Linked DNA regions of Mus musculus: all the other regions are linked to region 3. Evidence: chromatin loops called from intact Hi-C (ENCODE). Cell type or tissue: heart. All regions are shown on one strand. Region 1 overlaps Ngdn (neuroguidin, EIF4E binding protein). Region 2 overlaps Pabpn1 (poly(A) binding protein, nuclear 1). Region 3 holds the start of Thtpa (thiamine triphosphatase). Region 4 overlaps Rnf212b (ring finger protein 212B).

The links. Peaks named below come from ENCODE experiments on the same cell type or tissue, not always from the same donor. Only the 100,000 strongest peaks of a DNase experiment are listed, where the experiment ranks them.
Region 1: it touches region 3 in a loop (5-fold over the local background); 26 of 42 quality-filtered maps call a loop at or near these places.
Region 2: a loop joins it to region 3, with 3 times the contacts of the local background. A loop is called at or near these places in 18 of 42 quality-filtered maps.
Region 4: it touches region 3 in a loop (4-fold over the local background); 5 of 42 quality-filtered maps call a loop at or near these places.

What each region holds. Positions count from the first base shown.
Region 1 is chr14:55,020,510-55,028,509 of GRCm38, forward strand. Ngdn (neuroguidin, EIF4E binding protein) reads left to right here. Exons shown (of 11, transcript NM_026890.2): 4 at 545-682; 5 at 885-969; 6 at 1,047-1,099; 7 at 1,312-1,435; 8 at 1,529-1,697; 9 at 2,541-2,697; 10 at 2,827-2,884; 11 at 3,480-3,629. The coding sequence ends at 3,499. Among named protein-coding and RNA genes, the nearest start is that of Ngdn, 9.1 kb to the left of the region's middle. In heart, CTCF peaks have their summits at 3,913 (motif pointing right), 5,205 (motif pointing right) and 7,433 (motif pointing right); no DNase peak of the experiment used is centred here; H3K27ac peaks cover 126 bases.
Region 2 is chr14:54,896,760-54,904,759 of GRCm38, forward strand. Pabpn1 (poly(A) binding protein, nuclear 1) reads left to right here. Exons shown (of 7, transcript NM_019402.2): 5 at 193-280; 6 at 362-513; 7 at 1,258-2,168. The coding sequence ends at 1,297. Among named protein-coding and RNA genes, the nearest start is that of Pabpn1, 6.6 kb to the left of the region's middle. In heart, a CTCF peak has its summit at 3,824 (motif pointing right); a DNase peak (open chromatin) is centred at 3,752; H3K27ac peaks cover 443 bases.
Region 3 is chr14:55,094,666-55,102,665 of GRCm38, forward strand. Thtpa (thiamine triphosphatase) reads left to right here and starts at 119. Exons shown (of 2, transcript NM_153083.5): 1 at 119-1,341; 2 at 2,715-4,330. The coding sequence starts at 795. The coding sequence ends at 2,842. It overlaps Ap1g2 (adaptor protein complex AP-1, gamma 2 subunit), which reads right to left. Exons shown (of 22, transcript NM_007455.5): 12 at 7,977-8,000; 13 at 7,843-7,897; 14 at 7,646-7,768; 15 at 6,933-7,022; 16 at 6,730-6,857; 17 at 6,406-6,510; 18 at 5,986-6,112; 19 at 5,754-5,904; 20 at 5,037-5,200; 21 at 4,575-4,673; 22 at 4,170-4,496. The coding sequence ends at 4,395. In heart, CTCF peaks have their summits at 3,622 (motif pointing left) and 7,209 (motif pointing left); DNase peaks (open chromatin) are centred at 286, 3,666 and 7,076; H3K4me3 peaks cover 1,734 bases; H3K27ac peaks cover 2,312 bases; H3K27me3 peaks cover 327 bases.
Region 4 is chr14:54,839,433-54,847,432 of GRCm38, forward strand. Rnf212b (ring finger protein 212B) reads left to right here. Exons shown (of 15, transcript NM_001370899.1): 7 at 835-863; 8 at 2,451-2,497; 9 at 2,707-2,749; 10 at 2,917-2,977; 11 at 3,355-3,403. Among named protein-coding and RNA genes, the nearest start is that of Homez, 21 kb to the right of the region's middle. In heart, a CTCF peak has its summit at 4,168 (motif pointing right); no DNase peak of the experiment used is centred here; H3K27me3 peaks cover 261 bases.

The sequences.
Region 1 (8,000 bases), 74 kb before region 3:
TGTCAGTGAGACTAGCCCAGTGGTGCTGCTGACATGTACAATGGCAGGGTGGTCCACGGTCACAGAGTCCTGTGCACTCGGATGTCAGAAGCTCGGAGACTGCAACACTCTTAGTCTTTGAGCGACTTTTGGATGCTTCTCAAGACCCAGCTCGTATCCATGGGAACGCATCTCACGACCTCCTGTGGATGTCCGAGACTGTGCTGTGCGTGTTTCTCTGTGGTCTTTAGTCTTCTGCACAGCTCCAGGGTTTAGCTGTCTTTCCACATTTTATGCCCTTGGGCTGCTTTTCGTCACTACTCTCATGTATATGTTGGGGATGGAAAATAGGGCTTTCCTGGAACAAAAGCTCCTTGATAACTGTGACAGTTGACCTGGGGTGGCTGCTAAGTGACTGGTAGCATTTGCATTGTGGGTACACCAGGGAAAGGGTGACTCGTGGAACATGGGCTAGTTGGGAAAGACATAACCTGGTAAGGAGCCTTAGCTGCCCCTTCTGATTCTTTGGCTAAAACGAAGACTATCTCTTACTGTTTTAACTCAGGGTCTGAGCTTCTTGGAAGTGAAAGACCAGCTGTTGCTCATGTACCTTATGGATCTGAGCCACCTCATCCTGGACAAGGCCTCTGGAGCATCTCTGCAGGGACACCCTGCAGTTTTGAGGCTGGTGGAGATTCGCACGGTATGAGTCTTAGTTTCTAAGGCGTGCACTTCAGGGTTCTTATGGGAGTGAATGGTCTCCTTTTTAAGTAAGGAGATGTTTTCGTCCACAATTGCTCTACTTTGTGAATGTTTTAGTTGCCTTATCTGAAACAACACATGGATGCTGGTGTGTGCCTGATTTAGGAAAGAAAATGTAATCCTTTTAAATTATCACATTGTAGGTTTTAGAAAAACTTCGTCCTTTGGACCAAAAACTGAAGTATCAAATTGACAAACTGGTCAAGACGGCAGTGACAGGCAGCCTCAGTAAGTGGGAGAGCCGTCCTAAAGTTGTGGGGTCACTGTAGAGTTCAAATCTTGTAAACTTGGATTTCCTGTTTCAGGTGAGAATGACCCGCTCCGTTTTAAGCCTCATCCCAGCAACATGGTGAGCAAGGTAAGGCTTGTGTCCGCCAGAAATTAGCCCTGTGCTGTGCTGACCCTGACCTGCAGGGCCCGCTCCAGCTTGTGGCTGGAAATGCTTCACCCGACGTGAGGCTTCCTTCCCTGGTTCATGGCTCCATCTTCTTGTGGTGCTCCAGCTCTGGGTGCTTTGCTCACCTGTCCCCTAAAGCTTCCTGAGCTTGCAGGAATCACTTTCTTTTGTAGTTGAGCTCTGAGGATGAGGAGGAAAGTGAAGCAGAAGAGGGCCAGTCTGAGGCCTCGGGGAAGAAATCGGCAAAAGGCTCAGCTAAGAAATACGTCCCGCCACGCTTGGTTCCAGTACATTACGGTAGGAGTTGTGGCTGTCCCTCCTGGGTGGGAGTTTTGTTTCTGTTCTCTTTTGCCTGTTCCAGAGTAACTCACGTGGATTTTCATCACACAGATGAGACTGAGGCTGAGCGGGAGCAGAAGCGCCTGGAGAAAGCCAAGAGGCGGGCGCTGAGCAGCTCTGTCATCCGGGAGCTGAAGGAGCAGTACTCAGACGCCCCAGAGGAAATCCGGGACGCTCGACACCCTCACGTCACTCGCCAGAGTCAGGAGGATCAGCACAGGTCTGAGCTCTTGCATTTAGAAATTCTCTCAAATCTATAGAGCGCTGTCCTCGCGCTGTGTGTGAGCACGATTACGTGTGGCCCAGGAAAACCAGCGTGATACAGAAGGTGGAGAGAGACGCTTGGGTGGCGCTTTTACATTGGTGAGGTTGAAGAACAGATAAGAGCTAGAGGAAAACAGTTTGTTTTATTTTGTTTTGTTTTGTTTATTTTTGTTCATTTGTTTTTGTTTTTTCTACCTACTGAGGCTCAAGTAAACTCTATGTAAAGGAAAATATCATCAGTTCTTCATGTGGGGCTTTAGTAGGCGGCCTTTCCCCATCAACGTCACAGGTCTTACTTTGGGTAGAAAGCGGTAAAGACAGGTTCTGTACGGTGCTGCAGTCATTATACGCGTGGTAGAACGGTAGACAAACAACTAGCCTGAAACTAGCTGGTTAGTGTTGCTAGGTGCAGCTTTTATGGCTGATGGTTTTACAGAAGAGCCCATCAGGAGGCCTGTTCCACGGAGCGGACCGTGAGAACTCTCTCCTATAAACACTGTTGTTGTGTTTGGACCGTAGATCAATCCCTAGCAGAGAGGGGATCCCAGCAGAGAGCATTTTAGTGAGGAAGTTGGCGACCGAACATCCTCACACATCCTTAGCTAAGAATGGTATTGATGTGTGCGCATCCTGGGGACTCTGGATGAGAAGAAGAAGTGCTGGGTCTAGGTTAAGAAGAAGTGCTGGGTCTAGGTTAAGAAGAAGTGCTGGGTCTAGGTTAAGAAGAAGTGCTGGGTCTGGGTTCAGGGTATTGTCTCCCTATCCTTGTCTGAACCTCTGCAAACTCTTTTTCCGGCAGGGTCAACTATGAAGAGAGCATGATGGTGCGCTTAAGTGTTAGCAAGCGAGAGAAAGGACTGCGAAGGCGAGCGAGCGCCATGAGCTCCCAGCTTCATTCCCTCACACACTTCAGTGACATCAGTGCTCTGACAGGGGGCACTGCTCATCTCGATGAGGTAAGAGTAAGGTACGGTGGTAGCAGGAGCCGCCATGTTGTTAGCCACACGTGGGCTTCATATAGAAAGCCCGGGCAAGGGTGCTGGTGCTTAGAATGCGGGACTATTCCTCGCTTCTGTTGTCTGCAGGACCAGAATCCTGTTAAAAAGAGGAAGAAGCTACCTAAAAAAGGCCGGAAGAAGAAAGGTCAGTGACCCAGTAGGCGTTAGGTGCCACGGGAAGTCTGAGTTGGCATGCCATCTCTCAGGAACTTGTCTCAGGTCTTGTCTGTCCCTTCCATGATAGTCACTAATCTCTTTAGGTTGGCTTTTTTTCTTTTTTTCTTTTTTTCTTTTCTTTTTTTCTTTCTCAAGCTTGAAATCATTGTCTCTCACAAGGCAGTCTCTGCATTATATTTCTGTGGCCCCACAACTCACATTTCAACTGTCTGTAAATAGAAGTATAAAAACATCACCCGAGGAGATGGCTCTCTAACTGCTCATGCTCCTGTGAGTCCTAGGACAGAGAGTGCTGCCTCAGAGCACACACACACACACACCCCGGCCTCAGAGAGCACACACACACACACACACACACACACACACACACACACACACACACCCCGGCCTCAGAGCACACACACACACACACACACACCCCGGCCTCAGAGCACACACACACACACACACACCCCGGCCTCAGAGCACACACACACACACACACCCACACACACACACCCCGGCCTCAGAGCACACCTCCTAGAGCCCTTCTCTGCCTCACTCTTGGCTCCCTTCTGTTTCAGGTTTTCGGAGGCGCTGGTGATGTGGTGCGCTTACACGTGTACTTTTGGTCATCCTGGGATGCTTCTAACTTCACTGTGTGTAGGCGTTTGCCTTGGAAATGTGGAAAGTGCTTTACTAAATAATAAAATTAATTTTGTTTACGAGTGAAAGACATTTTTTGCCATACATTGTATGGTTGGAATTGCCGGGCGCGTGGGCTGTATTCAACAAAAGGATGCGGAAAGGGAAGACGATGTTTTGGGAGACTTAGAGAAGCTTGGTTTGCTGTTTCCTTTGGTAATATATTTTTCCTAGAAATTGGGAAATGATTATTTTACAAAATAGAGGCAGGATGAAGTAATCTGCCTCCCTGGCCCCAGCTCCCTGCAGGAGTTTAGAAAATAAAATAAAATCACATTGGTTTCAGCGTTTGTTGACCTGTCCAGCTTGGCCACCAGGTGGCATTAGTGGCTCAGGAAACTTGTGGTCGCTTGATAAACTAAAAGCTAGGTAGGTTGGTTCTGCCCCACTTTTCTGGACTCATCTCTTCTAATGTCCTGCTCGTAAGAGCTGATCTGTGCTCAGTCCTGGGAAGGATTTGTGAAGAGCAGCTGAAGTGACAGGCGGAGAGTCGGTGTAGGCATGACGACGTGGGGCTTCTCTGCCACTCCTCCATGAGACCTCAGTTTACCTGGGTCAATGAATCCAGCCCTTTTAAAAACTGTGTAGGGCTGGTGAGATGGCTCAGCGGGTAAGAGCACTGCTTTCTCTTCTGAAGGTTCTGAGTTCAAATCCCAGCAACCACATGGTGGTTCATAACCACCCATAATGAGATCTGATGTCCTCTGCTGGTGAGTCTGAAGTCAGCTACAGCGTACTTATGTATAATAATAAATCTTTGAAAAAATTAAAAAACTGTACAGCTGTCCTCAAGCAGGGCACAGAGTCCCTAGTGTGACAGCTCGGAGAGTGGGCACCCTCCAGGAGCTGGAGCCAGACCCAAGCCAGGATCCACATCTGAGCTCTCTGCAGAGAGTAACCTCTGTTGGTGAGCGTCTCTATAAACCCACCCTCCCCATGCCCCATGGACTGATTTCGGAGTTCTACTGGTCATTCTGATTGGTATAAGAATCAGCCAACTACAGCCTGGTAGAAGTTGGAACACTAGACTTATGGTTGCTCTACTAACTGTGGTCATGGTGAAATCATTTAATATTTTTGTCCTTTACTCTTCCTCAGCTAGAAACACAAGTGTGCTTGAATCCAGGGGCCACACCTCATTGGGTAAGAGTACCTGCCTATGAGCATGAACTTGAGTTCTGGTACCCAATACTCACATGAAAAGTCACGAAGTAGGGTCTGGCATGAAGGCTTAGCAGGTAAAGGTGCTGGACAACCTGAGTTTCATCCCTGGGACCCAGGAGGGAACTGACTCCTGAAAATGTCCTTTAGATGTCACATGCCTATGTCCCCTCCCCACAAAATTTGAAAAGAGTAATATAAATAAGTCAGGCATGGCTATACACACCTATAACCTCCTCCCAGCATTGTGGCTAACAGAGACAGGATGGGTGAGGCTTGTGGCTGCCAGCTCAGCTCCAGGTGCAGTGTGAGGGACAGTGTAGAGCAGAGCACCCATGCTGTAGGCTCTGGCACGCACACCTGCACATGCAAACACAATTAAAAACATATATATATAATTTAACGTATGTGAATACACTGTAGCTGTCTTCAGACACCCCAGAAGAGGGCACCAGATCTCATTACAGGTGGTTGTGAGCCACCATGTGGTTACTGGGATATACTCAGGTTCTTTGAAAGAACAGTTAGTGCTCTTAACCGCTGAGCCATCTCTCCAGCCCCATATCTGAATCTCTTAAGATTACTTCTGTATCAAGGAGTCTTCGGTTTTTGTGGATTACCCCAGGATGCGCTTGCTTCTGGGGCATCTTAGTTCCCGATAAATCTGAGGGATCCTGTGTGCCCCAAGACCTCAAGTGAGTCTAAGCAAAGAGCTCTAAGGGCAGATTAGAGCACGTGCCTTTCCAGCTGAACAACCTAGACAAGTGAGCTAAGGCATGCTCTGAGAGCTAGATGTGGTGGCACATGCCTGAGGCTAGCCTCTCAGGAAGGAGGCAGAGGCAGGAGGAACACAAGCGTGTGGCCTGTCTGCACTACAGAGCAAGTTCAAAGGCAGCCTGGGAAACAGCTAGAGCCTGGCTTCATCTTAGTGTTGGGGATATAGCTCTGCTTACACACACACACACACACACACACACACACACACAGAGAGAGAGAGAGAGAGAGAGAGAGAGAGAGAGAGACATGGCCCTGGTATAATCCCTAGTGCCATAGGGTAAGGATAAATAAATAAAAATGTCTTGGTTAGAACCATCACATTCATGTTATGGTTTAGATTATTGCATTTGTTTCTGGTTTACTCCTTTGGAACAGGATCTCAAGATGGTCTAGGCTGGTCTTGAATTTGTTAGGAATTGTCCTTGAGCTCTTGATCTCCTGCCTCCACCTCCTAAGTGCCAGGGTTACAGGCAGCTACCATCATGCTTGGCTGCTGCTCCTAATTTATTAAGATGTGAGCTTACTTCCTGCCCCATCTTTTTTAGAGGCCTTGCCTTCAGAGACTACAGTCCATACTCTGGGTCTTGGTATATCAGTAACCAGAACAAATTTCTGTCATTGTGGGCCTTGTAGTTAATCTGAGTCTTCAGTTCCAGGATGTGGGGTTTTTGTTCGTTTGTTTGGTTGGTTTTTTTTTTTTTTTTTTTGGCTTTTTGGCAGTACTAGAAAAAGACTTCCAACAACTACAAGTGTTTTTCTGAGGTTATTTATATCAGCATCATTAATAGATTATATTGTTTGACAGAGTTTTAGGGAGGTTGTTGATGTGAAACAAGTTGAAATAGGGTTACTCTTATTGAGGTAGGGGTGAGGCACCTTAGAGTTCCTTACTATTAAACTCTTTTCCCTAACTCTCCAAGGAGCCTGGAGAACCTTTAGTCCTCCAAGTGTTGGTTTGCAAGCCACGGTTAGCACAGCAGAGCAACAGAATTTAAGATCAGGATTGCAAGGCTTAGGCCTGTTCTGTTGCTTACCTTTGTTCTGTGTTTCTGTTCAGGCTCAATTCTTTTCTTTTTCTTTTCTTTTTCTTTAAACCTGACAAGCTTTAGCTTCCGCCTCAGTTTTTTTCATTTTAGGGAGTCGGGAAGAGACTTTGACAAAATCCTGGGTTTTGTTTTTGTTTTTTTGTTTTTTTATTTTTTATTTTTTCCTCCAAGTCTTTGTGTTGTTAGTTAGGGTTTGTTGATGAAGGTTTGGGGCAGTGTAAGGAGCAGCGACCTGGTTGCAGCTGACCGGGTTTCAGCACCGTGGAGAGCTCAAATGCCCTCATTGCTCTGCCTCGGGGTATGAAACACACACACACACACACACACACACACACACACACATACCCTTACAATGGTGTGGGTAGACCTGTCCTCCTTCAGCATGCAGTTCCTCTGTCATCTCCACTTGACTGGTGCAGACTGAGCTAGAGATAACACAGTCTGGAATGTCCCTGAGGTCTGTTTGCTCCGTAAATGCCAGATTCATCCAAGGCTACTGTGATGAGGTATTAGGGAGACACTAACTACCCTTTGCCCAGGACTAAACCTAGTCTGCACAAGATCTTTACCATTGCTTGGGGAAAATTCTGTCCCCTACTTTTCTCACAGGTCCTGGAGGAGACTTAGGTTGTGTTGTTCCTTGGCCATCTTACCGTAGCCTGTGCATGCAGACAGGCATCGCGACGCTGGCTCTCTGCCCAGTCCTGCTTTTGTGTTTCTTTGATCTCATTGTTCAGAGGGTCTCAGAGAAACCCCAAGAGCCATGCCTTTGCATGTTTAAGCTATTGATGCCCTGTAAGAAGTGTATTAAAGGTCCATCTTGAACAAATTTGGGTCAATAGGTGGCAGTAGTCGCTGAGTCCTGAGGCCCCGGCACCCCCTAGACACAAGCAAATTTGATAGCCATTATATTTAAGGATGTGATAAAGGAAGTCACATTAAAATAAAAATGGAGAGGAGATCGGTCCCTTTCAGTGGGATCCAGGAAATGCCAAAATGTGCTAGATGCCTTCTGTGGGGTGTTGGATGTGGACAGGTTGAGCTCGGCCAGTGAAGGGTAGGAAAGGCCTGGGCTTTGGGACATTTAAGATGTGAGTATTTAGGGTTATTCCTGCTGGGATAAGGCTATGTTACATGAAGACCAGAGTAGAAAGAAGAGAGCAGTATAGGGAATGAGAGAGAGAGAGAGAGAGAGAGAGAGAGAGAGAGAGAGAGAGAGAGAGAGAGAGAGGAGGGTGAGAGGTGGGGGAGCTGTGTGAAGGGACGGAGGAAAGGGTGGGCTGTGGAGGACTGCAGTTGGAGGGGGAGGGGTAGGCTACTGCAGTATGGAATCTGTCTAATGGGGGAGGGGAGGGGAAGATATTGGTCTCTGCTGCAGCTGCATTGGCTCCCCTCCCCCACCCTTCCCAAGGAGCC
Region 2 (8,000 bases), 200 kb before region 3:
GACCATGAACTTAGGTTCCCCTGTCTCAGCCTACTGAGAAGCTGGGATTATAAACTGTTCATTATACTCAATAATGTTTAGAAGTTTTTAAAATGTTAGCATACTATACTTCCAGTTAACTGTATTACAAGTTGGGTTTAACCTGTAAGCTCTTTGTAAAGTCTGATAAAATGGCCAGATTATTCTTTCCAGGTTTGCATATATAGAGTTCTCGGACAAAGAGTCAGTGAGGACGTCCCTGGCCTTAGATGAGTCCCTGTTCAGAGGAAGACAAATCAAGGTAAGCATAGTGCCCTGGCTATCCGTCCTGTACAGAGTCTCTGGCTTGACTCCAAGCCTTTGTGTTCTCTGTCCTTTTCAGGTGATTCCCAAACGAACCAACAGACCAGGCATCAGCACAACAGACCGGGGTTTCCCGCGCTCCCGATACCGTGCCCGGACTACCAACTACAACAGCTCCCGATCTCGATTCTACAGTGGTTTTAACAGCAGGCCCCGGGGTCGAATCTACAGGTCAGGATAGATGGGCTGCTCCTCTTCCCCGCCTCCCATGAGCCCTTAGGCTTCGTTCTCTCCTCACCTGAGGACCCTTACTCCCTTGTCCTCCCTTTGGTTGCAGGGACTTGGTCCTGCTTGTGCAGAGTAAGGAAATAGTGGCAGGCCAGTTCTGGGTTTTCTTGAACAGAAACTGATGAGGGTGGATTTGTTCTGAGACGTTTCCTCCCTCAGCCTTCTTTTGGGAGTTGGTGGCAGTGAGAGTTTATTTGCCCTGAGCTGTGAGGAGGCCTCAGGGTAGGGAGAGCACTGTTTGGACTTGGTTATTTTTCCCATGTGTGGAAGGATCCAGCTCCTGGCTGGTCCTCCCACAGCTGCGTGGGAGGACTGTTCCCAAGGTCAGCTGTCTGATGGGGCCTAGTGGCTCCAGAGTGTGGCTGGGCTTCATTTACTTCTGTCCTTGCATTTCAGTCCCACATTAAGATAAACCCTGCCTTTTTAGCAGATAGGGTTTAAGTGCTGTGGAGCACTGGACAAACAATGGATCCTTTTTCTTGTCCCTCAGTATCTTAGATGGATATTTCCTTGCCCTGTTTCCCATGTCAAGGCCCCCCAGTTTGCCATTTGTGTTATTCCTGGATTGAGGCCTCACTTTTGAGGTGCTCCCTTCAGTCACTGGGGCAGTTGCGGGCCCATGGGGAGGGTCTTGCACTGAACTCTTTAGTAACCCTGTTAACACCTAACTCTCCTTCTTTCTTCCAGGGGCCGGGCTAGAGCGACATCATGGTATTCCCCTTACTAAAAAAAGTGTGTATTAGGAGGAGAGAGAGGAAAAAAAGAGGAAAGAAGGAAAAAAAAAAGAATTAAAAAAAAAAAAGAAAAACAGAAGATGACCTTGATGGAAAAAAAATATTTAAAAAAAAAAAAAAGATATACTGTGGAAGGGGGGAGAATCCTATAACTAACTGAGGAGGGACCTGCTCTGGGAGTAGGGGAGGCCCAGGGCGCGGGGCAGGGGCTACAGAGTCCCTCTGGGGATTCGCCATGGACACATCTCAACTGTGCAAGCTGCTCCCTGTTTCCCTGCCCCCCTCCATCCTCTCTGGGCCTGCTCAGGGGTAGGTGGGCTCGGGTGGTAGGAGGGCTTTTTTTTACCCAGGGCTCTCTGGAAGGACACCAAACTGTTCAGCTTGTTCCCTTCCCTCGTCTTCTCCCTGCCTTTTGCAGTCCCCGCCTGCCTGCTCCTGTCCTACCAGGTCTCCGCCCACCCTACACCTCTTTCCTCCGGCTCCCTGCCCCTCCAGTTTGCCTGGTGATCTATTTTGTTTCCTTTTGTGTTTCTTTTTCTGTTTTGAGTGTCTTTCTTTGCAGGTTTCTGTAGCCGGAAGATCTCGCTCCCAGCGGCTCCAGTGTAAATTCCCCTTACCCTTGGGGAAATGCACTACTTTGTTTTGGGGAGTTTGGGGGTGTTTTTGTTTTTCAGGTGGTTTTGTTTTGTTTTGTTTTTTTCTTTACCTTTTTTTTCCCTTTTATTTGGAGGGAATGGGAGGAAGTGGGAACAGGGTGGTGGGGGTGGCTTTTGTTTTTTTGTTTTTTTTTAACTCATTTCCAGGGGATGGGATTTTTTTTTTTAAATAATGTGTCATGAATAAAGTTGTTTTATGAAAAAATTGGCCCTTTGGATGTTTTTTAGTATGGGGGGAGGATTGGTGTTTGAGAGAGGGTTACATTTGTACATTAAGGTAGAAGGTAGAGCTAACTATAATGTATTCAGTTGAGGATGATTGATTGATCTTGAGCAGAAAAAAAACGGCCCTCAAGAGTGGCCGTTGTAGCAGTGCTGGGATACAGGCAGGCGGATCTCTTGAGTTTGAGGCCATCCTGGTCTACATAGTTACAGGGCGGGCAGGGCTATATAGCGAGACAACTGAAAACTGCTCAGGTGAGTGCAAATGGACTAATTTCTAAATTTGGGTCTTATTAACCCTGATGTCTCAAGATGGACTCATGCAAAACAAGGACAACTTATGACCCCCCTGTGAGCAGGCTTACTGTCACCTTTAATCTTAGCACTCCAGAGGTGGAAATTGAAGGTGGAATTGCTTGTCTAAATTGCAGGCCGGGAGGGGGGTTACAGTTTTATATTGTAAGTTCTGACTAAAATCTTGGGTACTATATTACCTAACGTAAGACTTGTGTTGTCAAGAAGAGACTATTGATTTTATTAGTGAGTTGTGCCTGTGTGTACCATACTGTATTTGCCCATCCTGTGGAGGCCAAAAAGAGATGTAAGAATTTGTGGAGCTGGTAAGGGCTGGAAACCAGATCTGGGTATTCTGGAAGAGCAGTCACTGCTCTTAACCACTGAACCATTACTCTAACCCAGGATGTACTCCAGCCTCAGGATATCCATCCTGCCATTGCTAGTTCTGCTGATGACTTGGTCTCATCCCCTTGAGAACCAAGCTGTTCCATGAGGCTCTAAAGCCTCTTTTGTTTTTTCTTTCCTTTCTTTCTTTCTTTCTTTCTTTCTTTCTTTCTTTCTTTCTTTCTTTCTTTCTTTCTTTCTTTCTTTTTCTTTCTTCCTTTCTTCCTTTCTTTCTTCCTTTCTTCCTTTCCTTCCTTCCTTCCTTCCTTCCTTCCTTCCTTCCTTCCTTCCTTCCTTCCTTCCTTCCTTCCTTCCTTCTTCCTTTTTTGGCTTAAAGGTGTGTGTCACCACGCCCGGCTGCCTCTCATGTTTCTTGTGTTAACAAGAGTGTTAACCAGTGTATTTTTGCATTTAACCATTGTACTACCTCTTGTTTAAGTCCCTTTCTTGAGATAAAGCTAAAATATATGATCTCTGGATACTTCTGCAGAGGCTGGTTAACAGGAAGCAGTCTACAATTCAGTATTAGAATAATAGGAGCTTGAGTGTGGTGATTGACATAGGACTAACCTCACGGCAAGAGAACTAATTGCTTATAGATCTGAACTAGACAGTATGAGGACTTGTTTTTCTTTCTGTTTTGTTAAGAGGACAGGAGACATGTCAAGAGGACTACTTTGTGAAGTTCTGGGGATCAAATCCTTGTCATGTTCCATAGCATGGGTGTTTACCCACTGGCTATCTGGTTTGGTCGTCAAAAATGAGAAAGTGAGATGTGATGCTTGCCTTTAAGCCCAGCACTTGGGAGGCAGAGGCTGGTAGATCTCTTTAAATTCCAGGGCAGCCTGGACTACATAGTTCCAGGACAGCCAGAGCTACATAGTGAGACTCTCAAAAACAGAAGAACCCAACAGTGATTGTGAAACACTGAAATTGTTACAAATGAATACTGCTCTGGTCTCGCGTATCCACTAGGGGGCACTAATTGGTTAGTTCTGAAAGATCCCTAGAAGTTGTTTTGAGACAGGTCTCACTTGTAGTCTTGGAAGGCCAGGACCTGATCCATGTGGAGACCAAACTGACTTAGAACTCATGAGATCTGCCTACTTTAACCTCTGATTGCCACGTTTTAAGGTATGTACCACCACTCCCAGAACAAATTAGTCTTTGTGAACTCTTTTGGATGTTTGATTTTGAGATAGTTGAACTGTGTCAAGCCCAGGCTGGTTTGGAACTCAGATTCTCCGACCTCTGCCTTCCAAGTGCTGGGATTTCAGATGTGCACCACCATACCTGGCAGATGAGTGGTTTTTTTGACCCCTCTGTGGTCTTAATTCTTTTATGTCCACTCCATTCTACTCTATCATGTTTGTTATTTTCTCCATTCTTTTACTAACTGGGCAACTCATTTGTCCTTGTTGCTAAAAAGATGTGTGGTACCACCAATAAGCACAAACCCAGAACTAAGTAAGGCCTTTCCCTTACCATACCCTAGCCATACTGTCTGCCACATTTGTATCATGCATCTGATAGGCATTCCAGTTGAACTTGTAGTGTTTTCATGTATGATTTACACTGATTCTCTGGCCTCAGCAAGTATTCGCTAGAGCCTTAGTAAGGCTTATGGCTAGCCTAACATCTCTGTCAAAATCATGAACATGGTGTAACTGAGGAGAGGTCAAAATGATGATGAAAAAGCCATAATACATATATAGTGTAAATGAAATTATACCAGTTAGGGTGACAAAGTGTTCTTTTTAACAAGAGACCGTTACAGAAAATCACAACCGATCAAAACGCAGAAAACGTGTTTGTGGGATGCCCAAACCCAGTGGATCTATCTACACAACACAGTTCCTACAAAGCTCAGGGAATATCACACAGATGGGGCAGAAAGACAGTAAGGACCAGATGGATCAGGAAATCAGTTGTGAGACTGTGTCTCCTAGAAATGGTATGGAAACTTCACCCATGTATGATACTACCTCAACCAAATGGCTATCTGAATAAGATATGAACAAGTATGACACCAATAGACACACTAACATGGAAGCGGTGAATTTCATGGGGACCCAGGCCTAGATAAAGAACTACAGGCAACTAAGGAATGCCGAGAGTGGGAGAAATGGGTTTCCCTGGGATCAGCACCCTAATTGGTTATCCAATACGAAGTGGTCAGACCTAAAATCATATGCATACAAGTAACACTTAAGACCAAGAAGGTTGGGCTGGAGAGATGGCTCAGTGGTTAAGAGCACCGACTGCTCTTCCAAAGGTTCTGAGTTCAATTCCCAGCAACCACATGGTGGCTCACAACCATCTGTAATGGGATCTGATACCCTCTTCTGGTATGCCTAAAAACCAACTATAGTGTTCTCACATAAAATAAATCTTAAAAAAACAACAACAACAATAAAACAAAAGTCTGAGAAGGTTGTACTTAACGTATTTAAACGTGTGTGTATCTAACATTAAGAAAGCCAACATTGCCGGGCAATGGTGGCGCACACCTTTAATCCCAGCACTTGGGAGGCAGAGGCAGGCGGATTTGGATTTCTGAGTTCAAGGCCAGCCTGGTCTACAGAGTGAGTTCCAGGCAGCCAGGGCTACAAAGAGAAACCCTGTCTCGAAAAAAAACAAAGACAACAACAAAAGCCAGCATTTGAGAGCTGGGGGCTATATGAGAGAGGCTGGAAAGAGGAAATGGAAGGGGGAAATGATGTAAGTGAAATCCTGTCTCAAAAACAAAACAGATCTCCAATTCAAGCCAGGGGGGCTAGTGCACAGCTTTAGTCACAACACTAAAGAGGCAGAGGCAGGCAGATCTACTTGAGTTGGAGTCCAGCCTGGAGCCATGAACTTCATTCAAAGTGTAACCAGGTACCACGGCCTTGGAGCTTTGGTCAGAACAGTAAAGTCCTCTTTTAAACAGTTTTATTCCTGTCTCCCACTAAACTGCAAGCTCCCCGAGCACTCTTAGTGTGCCTGCCATTGAGTATGTGCCTAAATGCCGGTTCATGTTGTGGGTGGCTCTTGTCCTGGACAAGACAGTTAAAACAGTGATATCCCCTTCCCCTCAACCTCGGTTTCCATTTCCTTCCCTGTGCTTTAGAGGCAGGAGCGTGGAAAGACAATTGTCATTCTTAGACAACCCCAGTCTCGGTAGTTTATTCCTGTTCATCATCGTGGTGAGCTGAAGAGCAGGAGGACGTGTGTGACCGGCGTTCTGTTGTGGAGGGAGGGCACATAAAGAAAAAAGGGGTTCTGGGGGGGGGATAATTTCTTGTCTTGTTTTTGTTTGTTTGTTATGTTATGTTTTTGTTTGCTTTTGAGACAGGGTTTCTCCATGTAGCCCTGGCTGTCCTGGAACTCACTCTGTAGACCAGGCTGGCTTCCAACTCAAGGAGATCTGCCTGCCTCTGCCTCTTTAGTGTTGTGACTAAAGCTGTGCACTAGCGCCCCCGGCTTGATTTGGAGATCTGTTTTGTTTTTGAGACAGACAGGATTTCACAATGTAGCTGTGACTGTCCTGGGACTCACTAAGTAGACCAGGCTGGCCTCAAACTCACCGAGATCTACCTGCCTCTGCTTCCTAAGTGCTGGGACGAAAGGTGTGCACTACCATGGCCGGGTATGTGTTTTTCTAATACCAATCAGGTTCGAGAAGTTCTGCCTTAACAAGTACTGGGTTGTTTTGGCTTATCTTCCATCAATCACAGTCTCACCATAAACACTAAGAAAATTCACCATATCTGCTAGGCATGCTGATATATAGCTTTAATCCCAGCACTCAGAAGGCAAAGACAGATGGTTCTCTGTGAGTTTAAGGCTAGGCTGGTCTACATAGTAAGTTCTGGGATAGCTGGAGCTACATCAAAAGAAAAAAAAAAAAGATACATCAACTGGTGAAGTTCCCGTGCCCTTTTCCTTCTCTAGGCTTATTGAAAAGCACTTCTCAAACAAGTATCTACTGAGCATTTCCCAACTGTGGGTTCTGTTAAGGATGTTATGATTGTAATAGAAAAATAGTAAAGATCACTCTGTAAAGTGATCTTACTGAAGGATGGGGTCAGTTTGTCACACCTCTGTTTTGTGTGTCACCAAAAAAAAAAAATTTGCAAAACATCCCTAGGTTTCCATTAAAATTTGCTCTTCCATTTAGTATAGGGGCGGGGAGGTGACTCATGCAGTAGTCAGAACCACTTGCAGGACTGGCTTCTCTCCTTGTACCTTGTGGGTCGTAGTGACTGGGTTCCGGTGGACACAGTCAGGAGCACTTTTACCCCCTGAGGCAAAACTGAGAAATCCATCTCTGTTGCTTACAACGGTGTCCTGTGAGTTCTAGCTGCTGGGGTGAAAGGTGAGAGCCAGCATATCTGGCTACTAATTTTCTAAAATTGTTATGAGGAGGTACACACATGTCATGGCTCAGGTGGACAACCCTGTGGAGACAGTACTGTCCTACCTTTATGTGGGGTGCAAGGACAGAATTCAAGTTGCCAGGCCTGTGCAGCAGACACTTTTACACACTCAACCATATTTCTGGTCTAGAAGTGTAATTAAAAAAAAAAAAAGTATGTATGAGTGCTCTACCTGCATGTATACCTGCATGCCAGAAGAAGGCATCAGATCTCATTATAGATGGCTGTGAGCCACCATGTGGGTGCTGGGAATTGAACTCGGGACCTCTGGAAGAGAAAGTCAGTGCTCTTACCCGCTGAGCCATCTCTCCAGCTCAGATGTGTAATTTTTATATTGCTCTTCTATTCTGCTAGCTTAATACCCTTGTAGACTTTTTTCAAAATGAGCATCTCACACTGTAGTCCCAGCTAGCAAGGAACTTAATGTGTACACCAAGTCGGCTTCAAACTCACAGAGATCTGCCTGCCTCAGTCTCCCGAGTGCCATATTAAGATGTTTTTGGGGCTGGGGAGATGGCTCAGCAGTTAAGAGCACTGACTGCTCTTCAGAAGGTCCTGAGTTCAAATCCCAGCAACTACATGGTGGCTCACAACCATCCGTAATGAGATCTGACGCCCTCTTCTCGTGTGTCTGAAGACAGCTACAGTGTACTGAAATATAATAATAAATAAATCTTTAAAAAAAAAAAGATGTTTTTGCCAGGGAGCTTCTCCTG
Region 3 (8,000 bases):
AGAGCTTGAGGTAGAGTCCCGCTTGCTGAAACTAATTCTGATTTCCTTAGTGATCGGTGGGCAGGAAAGGTGAGGTGGTCCTTTGGAAACTACATCTCCCATCATGCACCAGGCCCAGGATGCCAGGCTCACGCTAAGGCTCGAGATCTTGGCCGATTCCTGGGCTCCAGGAAAAATGCAGGATGAACAGCGGGCAAGAGGAAGCTCTCTCTTCTCTTGCCCACCGGGTTGGGTCGCACGTAACCTAACAGACCTCTCAGGCCTAGCTTGTCATCGGCACCGCCACACCGGTCTAATATGGCCGCTAGTGCTGGGACCGGTCTCGCGCGTAAAGAGCCTGGACTAAGGTCCGGAGCCGGAGACCGCTCCCGGCATTCCTCGCGGGTGTAGCGTGGGCACCCTTCCCCCACTTCCGGGTCCCGGGAGAAGGAGACCCTGGGGTCTTGAAGAGTGTCCCGAGGTACCGCTGTTTGGTGCTAGGCGAAGAATGGCAGATCATCCTGGGCAGTGAATCACTGGCCTTGGGTAGCAAGGTGTAGCGAGAAGATAGGTCATCAGCATTACGGCCTGTTTGCTAGGGAGCCTTTTGGGTTATCAGTAGTAGGATTTAACTGGAGACTTGTCACCATTGTTGCAGCCCGCAGAGACCTCCAAGTAGAGCCCTGTGAACCTGGAGCAGAGCTCTGGGACAGTGTATATGCATCTTAAATTGATCCAGGACTAGTCCGTCTTTGCTGACTAGTCCTCACCTTGAGCACTCAGTGAATACCTGGCAAACAGGGTTGCAGGTTAATATGGCCCAGGGCTTGATTGAAGTGGAGCGAAAGTTCGCTCCAGGGCCTGACACGGAGGAAAGGCTGCAGGAGTTGGGGGCCACCCTGGAGCACCGGGTCACCTTCCGAGACACATACTATGATACCTCTGAGTTAAGCCTTATGCTGTCTGACCACTGGCTGCGACAACGAGAAGGTAGTGGATGGGAGCTCAAATGTCCTGGAGTAACAGGTGTCTCAGGACCTCACAATGAGTATGTGGAAGTCACATCGGAAGCTGCGATTGTGGCCCAGCTCTTTGAACTGCTCGGGTCTGGGGAGCAGAAGCCTGCAGGTGTGGCTGCTGTCCTGGGCTCGCTGAAGCTGCAGGAGGTGGCTAGTTTTATTACTACGCGAAGCTCCTGGAAGCTGGCCTTATCTGGAGCCCATGGACAGGAGCCTCAGCTCACAATAGACTTGGATTCAGCGGACTTCGGCTATGCTGTGGGTGAGGTAGAGGCCATGGTGCACGAGAAGGCTGAAGTCCCGGCTGCCCTAGAGAAGATCATCACCGTCAGTAGCATGCTTGGTGAGGGAGACAGGTCTTTGTGTGCGCAGCATGGTGGGGGAGGGAGGCAGGCCCTTCTATGCTCAGGAACATGGTGGGTGAGGAAGACAGGCAGGCCCTTTGGGCTGTCCTTTTTTCTCACTTAACCTCACTGCAGGTCCTTACTGAGCCATAGAGGAGTGGAGGGAAATCATTTTTGTAAGGAAAATTGGTTTTTTGTTTTGTTTTGTTTTTTCGAGTCAGGGTTTCTCTGTGTAGCCCTGGCTGTCCTGGAACTCACTCTGTAGATCAGGCTGGCCTCGAACTCAGAAACCCGCCTGCCTCTGCTTCCCAAGTGCTGGGATTAAAGGCATGTGGCACCTTTTAATTATGTGCTTTTGTTTTTTGTTTTTTGTAGAGATTTTCTTGAAAATCTAATTTGTTTACACTTTGATAAGAATCCTTTCCAATTCTTTAGTAGCTAATTTGGATTTTATTCTTCCCGGTTCCCAATCTTCATCCTGGTTATCACTTAATTCTCCTAGTTCTATTTATTAGGTCTCTGCTTTGATCCTTCCCACAAACTTCTCTTTTCTCTTTCAACTTCCTACATGGTTATTATTCCCTTGGCTCTTTCTGTGGTCTTCTATGTAGCCCAGGAAAGGCCTTAAGCTTGTGGCATTACAGGTGTAGGTAGCCACACCTCGTTGTCCATGCTTTTGGCTGAGCATGACACTGGTATGGGGGGCGGGGGCAGTGGTGAACTCTTTGTCAGATGTTTCTGTTTCCATGCCTAGTTCTGAAATAGCTCATCTGCACACTTCTGAGATTGTGCACTGCACTGGGCCTGACAGCCCTGGAGGGCTGAGCCTCCTTGGAGACCACCCGTGGAGTTTCCCTGCTGTGGGTCAGCAGGCTGCTGTCCATTAGCGATGTGTGCATCAGGCCGTTAGAGTTGAGGTTCTGTGAACGCCACTCGCCACTCCACAGCCCCTGCTTTCCTCTGTTTCCCATAGCACTTGGTTATCTTCTGTACTCCGCTGCCTGTGCTCCATTACCAAGCTAATGAGCTTTGGCTTGCCTAGATGGGCTTGAATCTTGATTGGGAGAAAGCGGTAATAAATGAAGTGAGTTGGCTCCCCTGTCTCCGTGGCACAGGATGCTTCTCTACCATTTCTCATTGCTGGAGGAGAGGCGCTTGGGTGGCTTTCCAGCCACACAACCCGAGTGGGTTTTTGCAGGGAGGTTTTCACTTCTGCAGGGAATGGGTGGGTTGGAGAAACTGCCCTGATGGCCTCTGGATTTTTAGTACTGCCTTGCAGACTTTGGAGTCCTGGCTGGGTAGGCAGGGAACAGAACCGAAGCATGTCCGAGGGCTCCACCTGCTTCTTTCCTCATTGTCCTCTTGCCCGCAGGAGTGCCAGCACAGGAGGAGGCACCAGCCAAGCTCATGGTATACCTACAGCGCTTCAGGCCTCTGGACTATCAGCGCCTGCTAGAAGCAGCCAGTTCTGGTGAGGCCACAGGGGACTCAGCATCCTGACAACAGCGTTCACTTTCCAAAAGGGAAGGTAACTCTGAAGCCGCCATTCACATCCGGACCCACGGTGCTCCTTTCCCTTACAACGGAGCCACTTTCCCCTCCAGCTCTGCCTGGTCTTTCGCCCACTCTGAGCTATCCTTCCTGGAGCCCTCCCTGGCTGCTTCCCTCATCCGTCAGATGCAATCTGTGGGCCGCCCCTCTCCCCTGGCCGCTAAGCAGCCTCCATTGATTTCCGCTCGTGTTTATAGGATTTCCACTTAGCCGTGATCAGTAGTTAAGCACAGGAAAATCCCTTGCCACCCCCCCCTCCCTTGGTCGATGCCATTGATTCTGCCAGAGGCTCTGAAGCCGCCTTACAGCTGAGTTAGAGATGAGGGGAAACAGCGGGGATTTCCCTGCCCTGGGGTGTAGGGAAGAGCAAGAAGGTGGGGAAAAGGTTAGGAACTCCTTAAGGGATCTAGAAATTCAGGGCCTGCTGCTGTGCCGGGAGGGTAGAGTGCTCAGTGTGGCAGTTTAGAGAGAACATTTGCTCTCCAACCCAGAGAGGGGTAGAAAGAAAATGGTCATTGTTGAGACCGGTTCCTAGGGTTTCAGGAAGTCATACTTCCTGTGGAGAAGGCACCACCCTTGCTCTTAACACATTTTTTTTTCTCTCAACTAGGTCAAAACAGGCCTCTCTTCCCTTCTCACGCTTCATAGACTTTATTTGTTGGGGAGGAGGCAGGCTCTCTATATTGCCTTGACAAATATAGGGTCTGAGTGCCACCTGCTGGTGGCCCTCAGGGTTGTGTCCCAAGCTGAGGGTGCAGAAAGATTTGAGAGGAGCCGAGGCAGTTATGAGGCAGGCAAGCTTAGGGAACAGGTTAGCAGCCTGGAACTCCACTTGGTTTGAGCTATGCACACCTCTCATCTCACTGCCACTTGGCATCTTAGGACCCTCAGCTGCACGCACCATGCACACACATTCTTCTAACAGTGCAGCCAGGACCCCGCCTGTATCGAGTAGCACTTAGAGCCCACTTCAGACAGTAAATCTCTCTTTCCCCAGCAGCCATCAAAACTCCCCTTCTGTGGACAGTTTTATTCAAACACTTTAGGACATACCCCAAAGTAGGGAGCTGATTAGGCCTAAACGGGTTTGGGGTAACCTGTGATCTTTGGGTGACCTTTTGAGGAGAACTCCCTATGGACCGTCCTATGCCTGTGCAGAATGAGTTAGCTTATGATTAAAGTCAGCTGCATCATGGGAAGGGTTACGCACAGAGAAGAAAGGCTGACAGAATCCAAGCCTGTCAATGAAAACAGAGAATCACTCAAATTATGCCACTTCACAGCTAACACCTTCGTTCCCTGAGACTTTATTAAAGGAACACCGGGTGACTGCCCTGGGCTCTTAAGACTGTGGTCATCACCCGTTTACAGAGCACTTCTAATTTGTACGCTCAGTTTGCCTTTAAATAAAGTTTACTTCGCCATTTACGTGGGTCTTTATTTCCGTTCCTTGAACACCAGGAGCCTGGAGACACCCAGGCCAGACACTGACCACAGTCGGTTACTGCCACGTCTCCACAGGCAAGTTATCCACCTCAAAGATCTCCTGTACTGGCTGGCCAGAGTGGTTGTAGGTGAGGCGCAGCTTAAGTCGCAAAGGTGCCTAAAAACAGGCAAGCAGAGACCAGGGTCAGGTCTCCTATTGCTTCGTCCCTCTTACCCGCAGCGTCTGACAACTCACCTGGTTAGGATTGAGGATTCTGAAGACCTGGGTGATGGGAAGACCACCCTGAGCTGGAATTGTGTTCCCACTGGGGGCCTGTAACTGCAGCTGGAAACTCTGAACATGGGAGATTTGGGCAGAGCATTGTAAGGCCCCTGGGCTCAGGCAGTCCTCCACATCCCGTGGCTCCCAAACATTTTTGGATAACACCCCAATAACACAATCACTCCTTTCCCATTATACTCTGCCTCCCACCCTCCTCCATTTCTTTCTGGCCTCTTCTCCTGAAATTCCCTGGCTACCTCTGAATGCTATTTTTTTTTTTTTCTTTTATTGAAACAGTGTAGCTCAAATTGGCTTCAAAGTCACTATGTTAAGGCAGGTTGGCCTCAAACAATGAGTCCCCCTGCCTCAGGTTTCTAAGTTCTACAATTACAGGCACCAACTATCACACCTGGCTAAACCCCACTGTTTTCAAACCTTGGGCACAGCTGCCTGGCAAACGAAGTGGGTAACATCCTCCTTTGAGGAGTTGGTGGTGGTGGCAGTGACTAAGAGCAAAGCAGGGGTCTCCAAGGGCCGCATGAAAGAAAGATCCAGCTGTAGGCCCTCACGCTCAAACACTCTGACACTGGGGATGGGAGCTGGAGAAGGGAGAGAGGCAGCTCAGTGCATGGGCTTAAGATAAAACACCCAGCCACTCAGCCAGTAAAAATGGAGTGAGCCAGTCTTGACCCTGCAGCTGCCCCGGATCTAATGATAAAAGTAGACAAGCTAAGGCTTGGGCTGGCCATCTAGTTGGGGAAAGAGAAACATCGAACGAAATACAAGATAATCATGGCCGTGATGAACCAAGTTAAACAGGAGAGGGTAGACAGATGGCATTTAGCTGAAGAGTGAGTAGTATCCGCTAGTAGCAGTCCTTTTGGTGTTGGGTAAAGAACGTGAAATGTTAAGGGTTTGAGGTGGAAGGCTTTGGGGAGTTGAAGAGACCAATAGAGTGGGCAGTGGGAAGTGATAGTGCAGGCTGGAGTGGAAACAGGCCTGCAGACTGGGGTGAGAAGTACAAGTACATTAAAGATGGGACCGCCATGGACCTTTGCCTACTGAGATGGGTGTCCCTATCCTTGGCTCAGAGAGAGAAAAGACCCATTTCCACCCCACTTCTATAATGTTTCTCCCTTAGCTGAGGCCTACCTGGGGGTGGCGGTGTACAGGGAAGGTCAAGGAGATGAATTAAGGCTTCCCCTGGGGAAGGAGTCTGAGGAGGAAGATGCTGGGCATGCCCAGAAGAGAGAGGCTCTGAAGTGTCACCCAGGAGATCCAGTAGATCTAAGAGTTTGGTGGCCTGGGAAAAAGGGCAGGAGGTCACGGCAGGGTGTGAACACCCACATAAGTCTTCTCTACCCAGGTCCTCCCACCTCCTCACCTGGGGTTCTGTGGGGGCAGGGGCTGTCACTTCCAAGGGCTGGGCTTCCGTTTGCTTCTCCTTCCCTCCCTCTTTAACGTGGGGGTCACCACGCTCTACAAGAGGCATCTTTTCTAGGATGGCGGCTCTGAAGGGATGGAACGCAAGGGTTCCTGTATGAAGCACATGCTCTCACAGAAGCATTTGGGAAGAAGACCAAGGACACAGGGCGGTGGCACACAGGGTCACAAGTGCCGTCCTGGCTTCCTAAGACAGGAAGCCAGTTGCTGGTCTTCCGACAACAGATGAGGATGGGAAACCAGCTTGCCATCCACTATGGATGGGAGGTGAGTCGTTCCCCCCCCCCCCCCCAAGAGAGGCTCTGAAGAGCGCCCTGGGAGTAGAGAGTCTGAAGTTCTACCTGCAGGCCTCAGGACACACCTCATGTGGTCGTACTTCTGGAAGAGTGTGTTATACTCCACAGCCCGCTGTTGCAGCTCTAAGTCCACACAGCTCCCGTAGATGGACACCACCTGGCGAATACGACTGGGCCACCGTGTGGCCTGTGAGAGGCAGTGGCGGTCGGCCTGCTCTTCCACTCCAGGATGAGAGGGAAGGGAGAGGCCTCACAGAGTAAGGAGACCCCTGATATATGTGGCTCAAAAGCAGATTCCTAAGGCTAGGCGGGGAGAGGGATGCGTGCCTGGGGACTTAGTAGGCCTGGCGGAAATGACATCTTTAAAGGGACGGGAGCTCCCTTCTTACTTGTTGTCTCCCCGGAGTCGGGTGCTCAGCTTCATGAGGGCTGTGATGGCGTAGCCCCGAGTGGCTGGCAGGGACATATGGGACTGCAGCACCTTTTCCAGCAGTGCTAGCACGTCCTCTTCTTCCACCTTCAGGTGTGGACAATAGGTCATGTCTGTCCTGGAGAATCCTCCCCAGGGTATCACTCACTCCTCAGGTCTCACCTGAAAAGGCTCCGTCTCCTCACAGTTACCTTCCAGCAGGAGGTCCCCATACTCGCCAATGCACCAGGCTGCCACCTGAACCAGTGGTTGCTGGATGGGAGATGAGACACTGAGGGGCTGGTCTTGGGGTTGGGGCAGGGGGTGAGGTCCCCTCTTCTAAACCCTACGATGTCTCTTTACTGCAGGGCAAAGAAGGTTGGGTTGGCAGGGTAGAGGAGGGAAATTTAAGTTTGGTAGCAGGCTCCATCTTAGCATTTTTGGCTACTAATGCCCTCTGGTGGGCGAGTACCAGAACTACATGGCTTGACCACATGACAGAGCCCTGAGAGGCTCTCATAAGAAAACAGGGATGGTTTCTACTTACTCTACTTAAGTTGACAAAGGGAGTTATGGATATCTTAGGGTGGCCCCTGTTAGTCCACTGGACACTGAAGGTAATAATATAAATGACTGTATGTGCCAAACTTAATATATCTCATGTGATCTCAAAGACAGCCTGAGAGGTAGGCATTCTAGAAAGTTGAGGACATGGAGCCTAAAGGAAATAAAAATTATTTATCTGGAGATGCAGCCTGTAGTCACCAGGGGCAGGACAGAAGCTTAAGTAAAGGTGGGCTTGGTCTTTGGCCATCTTCTGTCAATTCCGCATGTGGGGAAAAGCATTCAAATTTGAGAAGGCTGGCCAGCTGGACCTAGGGAGACAGGAGTGATACCTGGGAGATATCCTCTGCTAAGGCACTGTAGAGACGGCGCACAGAGTAGGTATGCAGCTCCTCGGCCTCTCCAATCAGCTGGGTCAGGTTGGCCACTGCGTCATCCCTCACATGGGCTCCTGCCTGGAGAGGGGTGGATGTGGCCAAGTCAGCGTTCTGCCAACTCCTGCCCGACTCCCTGCCTGGCCCCCTCTTACCGTGGTCAGCACGTGCAGGATGGTGTCTATGTGCCATCGCTTGCTGGGAGCAAACCTAGGGGACATGGCTCATCAGTGCTGTCACTGCCCCTCCCCAGGCCGCAGCCTCTGACTCGAAGCCATTTGTCACTTACCTCTCCGCAGCCAACAGAATGCCT
Region 4 (8,000 bases), 260 kb before region 3:
GACTCAGAATCCTCTGTCCCAGTCTCCTGTGGTCCAGGACTACCACCCTATCACCATCCCCAGTTGAAGGAGACTCTTCATTATTATTTTACTTGCTACCTTGTCCCTTTCTAGATGGCTACATAGAACAGTGCTTCCCAGAAGGATATAGAAGACTTTGGAGGGTTGAAAGCATCAATAGTTAGCACATTTTGACCATTCTGAGATGTCAGCGAGTCGTGCTATTACTGATGAGAATCCCTCATTAAGAAATGTATTTCACCTTAACATTTCTTTTGAAGAAGTCCAGAATACCTCAAGATCTTTTCCTTGTTTGTTTGTTTGAGATTGAGTCTAGAATACCCTCAGCTTTGAACTCTTTTTTTCAAGGCCTGTTTAATATTATTGCTGGTGTATGTATGTGTGTAAGATGTATGATGTGTATGTGATGTGTGCATGAGTGCAGTTGTCTGTCAGAGGGTACCTTTAAGGAAGCAGTTTCTCTTTCCACGGTAGGAATGAGAGATCAATGCAGTCAGGTCTAGCAGGCGTTTTTCCCAACTGAGCCCTCTTACTGAGCTGGCTAGCCTGGACTCCTGAGTTTCTTGCCTCCCTTCCTCAGTACTGAGACTACATGTATGTGCTGTATGCCTAGCTCCCCGGTATGAGTTTACAAAAAGAAACGAAATTTTTATTCTCTCAAAGCTAATAATTTTCTAAGGAAACAGTTTTTTGTCCTTCTGTTGGCAGCCTTAGCTAAGGGAGTTTGCAGGTAAATTATCTAACAAATCAGTCTAAAATGTACTAATTAGAACCCTTAATTATAGCTTCCCTTACTTCATTTTCCACCTACAGGGATCTCCAAGCTGCTACTATGGAAGCAGGTGGGTTTCTAACACACTAGCCCTCTATCTTGAAATCTTCTGATTTGTTCTCCAAAACATTTCCAGTTTTATAATTGTATATAAGTATATGATGATATGCCACATGTGTACTGTATGTAATGAACAATTTATGATATCTGGCATTTCTCTCTTCTTAACCCTTAGCCATTTTCTTCTGTTGGGAAGCTTTTGGCTAGTTTTTCTTGATTCCTAGTTGTGTGACTCCATGATGGATAAAATGGTTAATGAATTGATCATTTACTTTCCTGAGTCTCTGACAGAAGTGAAATATTTTTGTCTTATTTTTTGTGGTACTGGGGGCTAGGGTCTTGCAAGTACTTTGCCACTGAGCTAGTGTACTCAAGAGCACCCCCTATTTTATGGAGAGGGGACTCTCACTATGTAGCCCTAGCCATCCTGGAACTTATGGAGATCTGGAGTGCTGGGATTAAAGGTACATACCACCATGGCTCCTCACCCCACCCTTCCAGTCCTCTTTTTACTAAACAGCCTCACAAAGTTACCTAGTTTGGTTTTGAACTAGTGATCTTGACTCAGCGTCCTAAGTAACTAGAATTACATGTGCCACCATGCTCAGCTCTGAAGTGAAATATTGATTGTAATGCCCACCCTTGATTATTGTCTTATACATTTCTACTAATCCTTCAAGAATCCAACATATATTACTTTCTCCATAATGACTTTATCAAATGGAGTTGGAATTTGTTCATTCAATAAATATTCATTCAGCAATACTACTAAGTACTGTGACTGTGCACAACAGCAGACAGACAGTCTGTGCCCTACCAACTACTAAATATTTTTAATGGTGAATGTATTAAAAAGACATAGCACTCCTGAAGTTACAGAGGTTACTATCAGTATTTCAATTTTTTTATTTTTATATATGCATTATAATACACAACCATTGTTGTGCTTGGATTTGCTTGGTTTTTCCTTTGTGGTCCTGGCAAGTCAAATCTCAAGGCTTACTAAGGAAGCACTCTACCACTGGATGGTATCTATCCAGGCCTGAGTCTTACCTTCTCTCTTAGTAGCCTGTGAATCACTCATAGCTAATTGTTTTAGTCTTAAGGTATAGAACATAGATATGTTTGTTGAATGGCTAGCTAGCTGGCTGGATGAATGGATGAATGGATGGATGAATGAATGAATGAATGAATGAATGAGTAGATGTAAAGTTGAGAAATTTGGTAAGATGCTAGTGTAAGAAGGAAGAAAGAAAAGACTCCAGAATTAGTCTATGAGAAAGTAGAGGAAGGTTCCACTGGGGAAATGGAGAGTAAAGGGGCCTCACAAGGTCCCTTGACTTCTGAATGCTGTGGCAATGGCTTTACTGCAGTGGAGGAAGTACTCTATGCTTAGAGGAGAAGCTGCTGTTCCATTCTTTCTTTCTTTTCTAGACATAGATGCTCAGAAATGAACTGGGGTCCCTGCTCTAACCACTCAGCCTTTTCTCCAGCTTCAAAGCTACTGTTTTTATAATCAATGACTGATTGACTCTCTAGTGTGACCTCTAATTCTGATCCATGCGATCAAAGCTGCCTTCTTTTTGTTTTCTTGTAGGTTAACCACACCTCGACCCGTGGGTATTACTTCCCCATCACAGTCAGGTGAAAAACAAAAACTAATTCTTTCCAGATATCTGTGTGAGACGAGTAAATATCTTTTCCTCATATGGAAGTTGTTTTTTTCCTCAGAGACTATAACATGATTTTGCTAACTTTACATGATATAGCCAGATAACCGCTCAAAGCAAATTAGCCAGATGAGGCAGAGTATATACTAACGGCAATTTTCCCTACACTTTGTGCTCTTTCAGTTGCTCCACGACCCAGTTCCCACCATAGCAGCCAAGTAGTCAGGTGAGTAGAAAGCCTATTATTGAACATTGTAACTGTTAACAAAGTTGGAAGATGAATGAGGTGGCTCGAAGTGGAACTGAAGAGAATTACTGCCAAGTCAATGTAACACCCATTTTTGTGTTTGTTTTTGTTTTGTTTGCATTCTTGTTTTGTCTCATTTTATGTAGTCGCTCTTCTTCTATGGAGTCCATCCCTTACACAGTGGCTGGCATGGGTCACGTGGAACAGGTAAGTAATGATCATATTATTTTTCTATATTAAGGTTTCTAATGCTTACTAAAAGCAAGGCTGTAATTCAATAATCTTACATTTATATTGGTTTTGGCACATCTTTTCATGCCATATGGAGCCTATTTTGGATACTCAATATTAGAAAATGACACAGAATTAACAGTGGTGACTGTAGTGTAAGTGTTCAAGAATTGAATGCACAGTATCTGCCACAGGCATTTTTGAAGTAAAAGAGCATAGGTCCCTCTTAAGACCAATTCACACAATGTGAGAGAATAATACATGTGTGAATGAATTGTTACTGAGAAACAATGGGGAGCTGGGAATATAGAAAACCAGGGTAGAGTCATTAATGGTCATTATTTTTCTGTCAGGGAAGCAGAGGTCTGCACGTAAGGAGCACTCCTGGAGACTCTTACACTGGTGAGAGAGGGTAGGGGAAGTATCTGAAGTCTGTATGTTCTGCCAGATACCAGAAATTTCTAGTGTCCTATGCATAATATAATGCTGTTTTAATTTTTTCCTGAAAAGAAAATGATTCCAGGTAGTCAACCATGGATTACAGTTTTTCAAGTAATGTTTTTTGTTTTTTGTTTTTTCTGAAACAGGGAGGGAGAAAATAAAAAGTTGACGATAGCCATTGAAAACCTGATCAAAGGCATGGCTCAGTGGGTAACAGCCTTCTAATCCAAGTCTGGTTCCCCCAACAAACAGAAAGATGGAGAGATGGCTCAGTGGTTAAGAGCACTGGCTGTTCTTCCAGAGGATCCAGATTCAATTCCCAGCACCCACATGGCAGCTCACAACTGTCTGTAACTCCTGTTCCAGGGCAACCAACATCTTCACACAGACATACATGCAGGCAAAAAGACCAATGCCCATAAAATAAAAATAAATAAATAATTTTTAAAAAGATGGAAGGAGAGAAACAACTAAAAAGTTTTCTGGTCTTCACATGTGTACCATAGCACAACAGTCTCTCAGTCTCCCTCTCCCTCTCTCCCTCTCCCTCCCCCACTCCCCCTCCCCCTCCCCCTCCCCCATCCTTCTACCTCTCTACCTCTCTCTGTCTCTATCTTTCTCTACCTCTACTTAAAAAAAAACAAAAACAAAAACAAAAAAACCCAAAAACCTCTGATCAGAATAACTTAAGCAGTTTGAATTTTCAAAATTGCCACAAGATGGCAGTAGAAATTAAGTCTAAAAGGAAAGCTAACAAACTGAATGTCTTCTGTACGATGTGATTTATTTCTGCTTTCCTGCACCATGACACACATGTGAAGGTCAGGAAAAACTGTGGAGTCACTTCTCTCCGTCCACGTTTGTGTGGGTTCCAGGGATCAAACTCAGGCCATTCGGTTTGAGCAAGTGCTTTACTACTCAGCCATCTCACTAGCACATAAAGTAGCAGCTTATAACCTGAAAGGTGTTTGCTTGTTTTCTTACTCTGCATTAAAGGTAAAACATGGGCTTTGTTTGTAGTAACAATGTTTTTAAAGTCTTGTTTTGTCTGTTACTAGTGCAGCCACTAGGGTTTTCTTGTTTGCTTTCTTCATGGAAGGCCCTGTGTATAATGGGCTGGGGATTGAATCTGGGGACTCAAGCATACTCCCACTGAGATAAATTCACAGTCTTTTTCTTCTTTCCTTCCTCCCTTCTCTCTTTCCTTGCTTGCTTTCTGCTTTCCTTCATTTTTTTCTTCTTTTCAATCAGTGCTGGAGATCAAATGCATACTCAGCAAATGTCTACCACTGTGCTCTATTCCCAGCTTGTTTTGATTTTATGTAAATTTTTCTTCTAACTTAGTATGTGTACACATGACTGCATACCAAACCATGGCATCTATGTGGACGTAAGAAGACAACTTTGTGGAGCTGGTTCTCTTCCTCCCTTAGGTGGTTTCTAGGGGTTGGATCTGGGTCTCCAGCTTACGTAGCATTAGCTCTGATTTTCTGCTTTTTAATTGGAAACTTTAACACATTTATAATTGCTCTAATTGCTAATAAGAAAAAACTGCCATTTTGCTATTTCTTTTATAAATGTCATCATTTTGTTGTTAATTCCTTTATTACTGCCTTCCTTTGTGTTAAGTTGATTGTTTTCTAGTGTAGCACTTTAGATCTCATTATGTCCTTTACCATATTCAAAACTGTTTTGAGATTACAGCTAACATAATTTATAAAAACCTGGTTTAAGTTAGTACCACATTTAACATCAATACTTACCAAAATGTCATAGTTTTGTTAAATTATATACTCAGCAACACAAATTTTAAGTTACTGCATTATACAATTGTCTTTTAAATCTGATGGGGAGAAGCTACCAAGAAAAATGCACTTAAACTGTCTTTTGTTGTATTTACCTATATAATTACCTTTTCTGCATTTGAGTTACTAATTAGTGTCCTTTCATTTCAGCCTGAAAGACTCCATTTAGTATTTCTTATAAGGCAAGTTTGAGAGTGATAAGTTCACTGTCTAAATTTTTGTTTATATAGGAATATTTTAATTCCTCCTTCAGTTTTGAAAGATCGTATTATTGGATATAAGTTTCCTTCTGGTTGATAATCTTTGGGAACTTGGAGTGTTCTCTAGTCCCTGGTGTGTCTGATGAGAAAGTCAACGCTAATCTTGCTGAGTATTATTTGTGATGAGTGACTTCTCTCTTGCTACTTTTAAGACTCTTTGCCAGGGAGAGGGCACGTGGCCCAGCTGGTAGAATGCATAGGTGACATAAAGCCATGACTTGATCACCAGTAAAGTGGATTTTTGTCTTTTATGTAGTCCAGAGGTTAACTTTGGATATCTTCCTCAATTACTACCCGCCTCACTTTAAAACATGATTATTAGCTGGGTATGCTAGCACACACCTTTAATCCCAGCACTTTGAGGCAGAGGCAGGTTGATTTCTGAGTTCCAGGCCAGCCTGATCTACATAGAATTCCAGGATAACCAAAGATACATAGAAAGACTCTGTCTCAACACCTGCCCCCAAGGAAAATGTTTTAATTACGTTTACTAATTTATTTAGTGTGTATATGTATGTGGGTACAAATGAGCCACAGTGTCCGTGTAGAAGTCAAAGGACAACTTTTTTTTTTTTAAAGATTTACTTATTTATTATATGTAAGTACACTGTGGCTGTCTTCAGACACTCCAGAAGAGGGAGTCAGATCTTGTTACAGATGGCTGTGAGCCACCATGTGGTTGCTGGGATTTGAACTCTGGACCTTCGGAAGAACAGTCGGGTGCTCTTACCCACTGAGCCATCTCACCAGCCCCCAAAGGACAACTTTTGAGAACTGGTTCTCTCCTTCTACCATGTGGGTTCTGGGGATTTGACTCCAATCATCAGAGTTGGTACCAAGTGCTTTACCCATTGAGCCATCTTACCAGCCCAGTCACCTTAATTCCTTCCTTCCTTCCTTCCTTCCTTCCTTCCTTCCTTCCTTCCTTCCTTCCTTCCTTCCTTCCTTTTCTTCCCCTCTCTCTTTCTTTCTTCCTCCTCCTTTTTTTTTTTTTTGAAACAGGGTTTTACTATGTATCCTGGAACATACTCTATAGACCAGACTGGCCTCAAACTCCAAAGATCCACCTGCCTCTGCCTCCCCAGCACTGTGATCAAAGTATTCACTACCATGCCCAAATTTTTAAAAATTTATTTGATAATTTCCTACTTATGAAAATACTTGTGTATCTTGATCATACATATGTATCTACCCTCAATCACCTCACTCCTTCCTCCCACTTTCATGTTCTTTTTAAAAATACATATAACCAAGCTGATGAGATGACTCAGCAGATAAGAGCACTGACTGCTCTTCCAAAGGTCCTGAGTTCAAATCCCAGCAACCACATGGTGGCTCACAAACACCCATAATGAGATCTGATGCCCTCTTCTGGTATTTCTGAAGAGAGCTACAGTGTATTTATGTATAATAATAAATCTTTAAAAAATACATATAATCCACTGGGTCCAATTAGCCCTGCCAATATGAACATAGGCAACCTACCTGCCATATCCCCAAAGAAAAATAATGCCCCTTCAATTGCCAAGAACTCCTCAGCTGGGATGACGTTTCCTAGTCCTTCCCACTCCCTGTCCATAGTGGAGTTGTTTACAGGTATCATCCTGTTCAGGTAACCATTGCTGTTGGAAGTTGATAAATGCAACACAACAGCATGTCCTCCCCACTCTCAGGGTCTTAGATTTTTTCATTCCATCTTCCTTAGTGTTTCCTGAACCTTGTGCAGCTCCATTTTAATTTGTTAGACAAGGTCTCTCATTTAAGCTTGCCATTTCTGCTAGACTGCCTGGTTCAAAATCCTAGGGATCCAACTATCTCTCGTCCCCTCCAGTGACAGGGTTACAAGCTCACACTACAATGCCATGCCTGGGATGGGTCCTGGGGTTCCAAACCCAGGTCCTCAAGTTTACATAGCAAGCCCTTTACTAGCTGAGCCATCCCTCCTCCCCTACCTCCACAGTACTAGTTCTTTCTTGTATAATTTTCTTTCTTGATTGGATAAAGCACTATTCTCATCCTTTCTTTTAGCATGTTAATATAAGGGAGGAGTGGGGCAGAAGGGACTCTAGTGCTAGAGCACACATGTGGCAGGCAGAGGACAACGGTTGGGAGCCAGTTCTCTCTTTCTCTCTTTCTCTCTCATGGGTTCTTTGGATCAGACCCAGGCATTTAGGCCCTCAGGTTTGTGTAGCGAAGCAAATATTCTTAAGGGCTGAACAGTTCACCAAGCCATTTTTGGTGCTTTAGACATAATTTACTTGCCTTCTTTAAATGTATTTTAAAAGGGTGTTTAGATCTTTGTAAAATTCAGTGCTGGATTATTTTTTCTTTATATGTGCCATAGTCTTTTCTTTATATGTCACATGACTTGCATACTTTGGCACTTAGTCATCTAATTGACAACTGTTCTTTGAGGTCTTCCATTTGTATAGCCTCAGGGTTCGTTCACGGTGAGAGCTTAGGCCTTTCCAACTGTCTCCTGCGTTTGTGCAC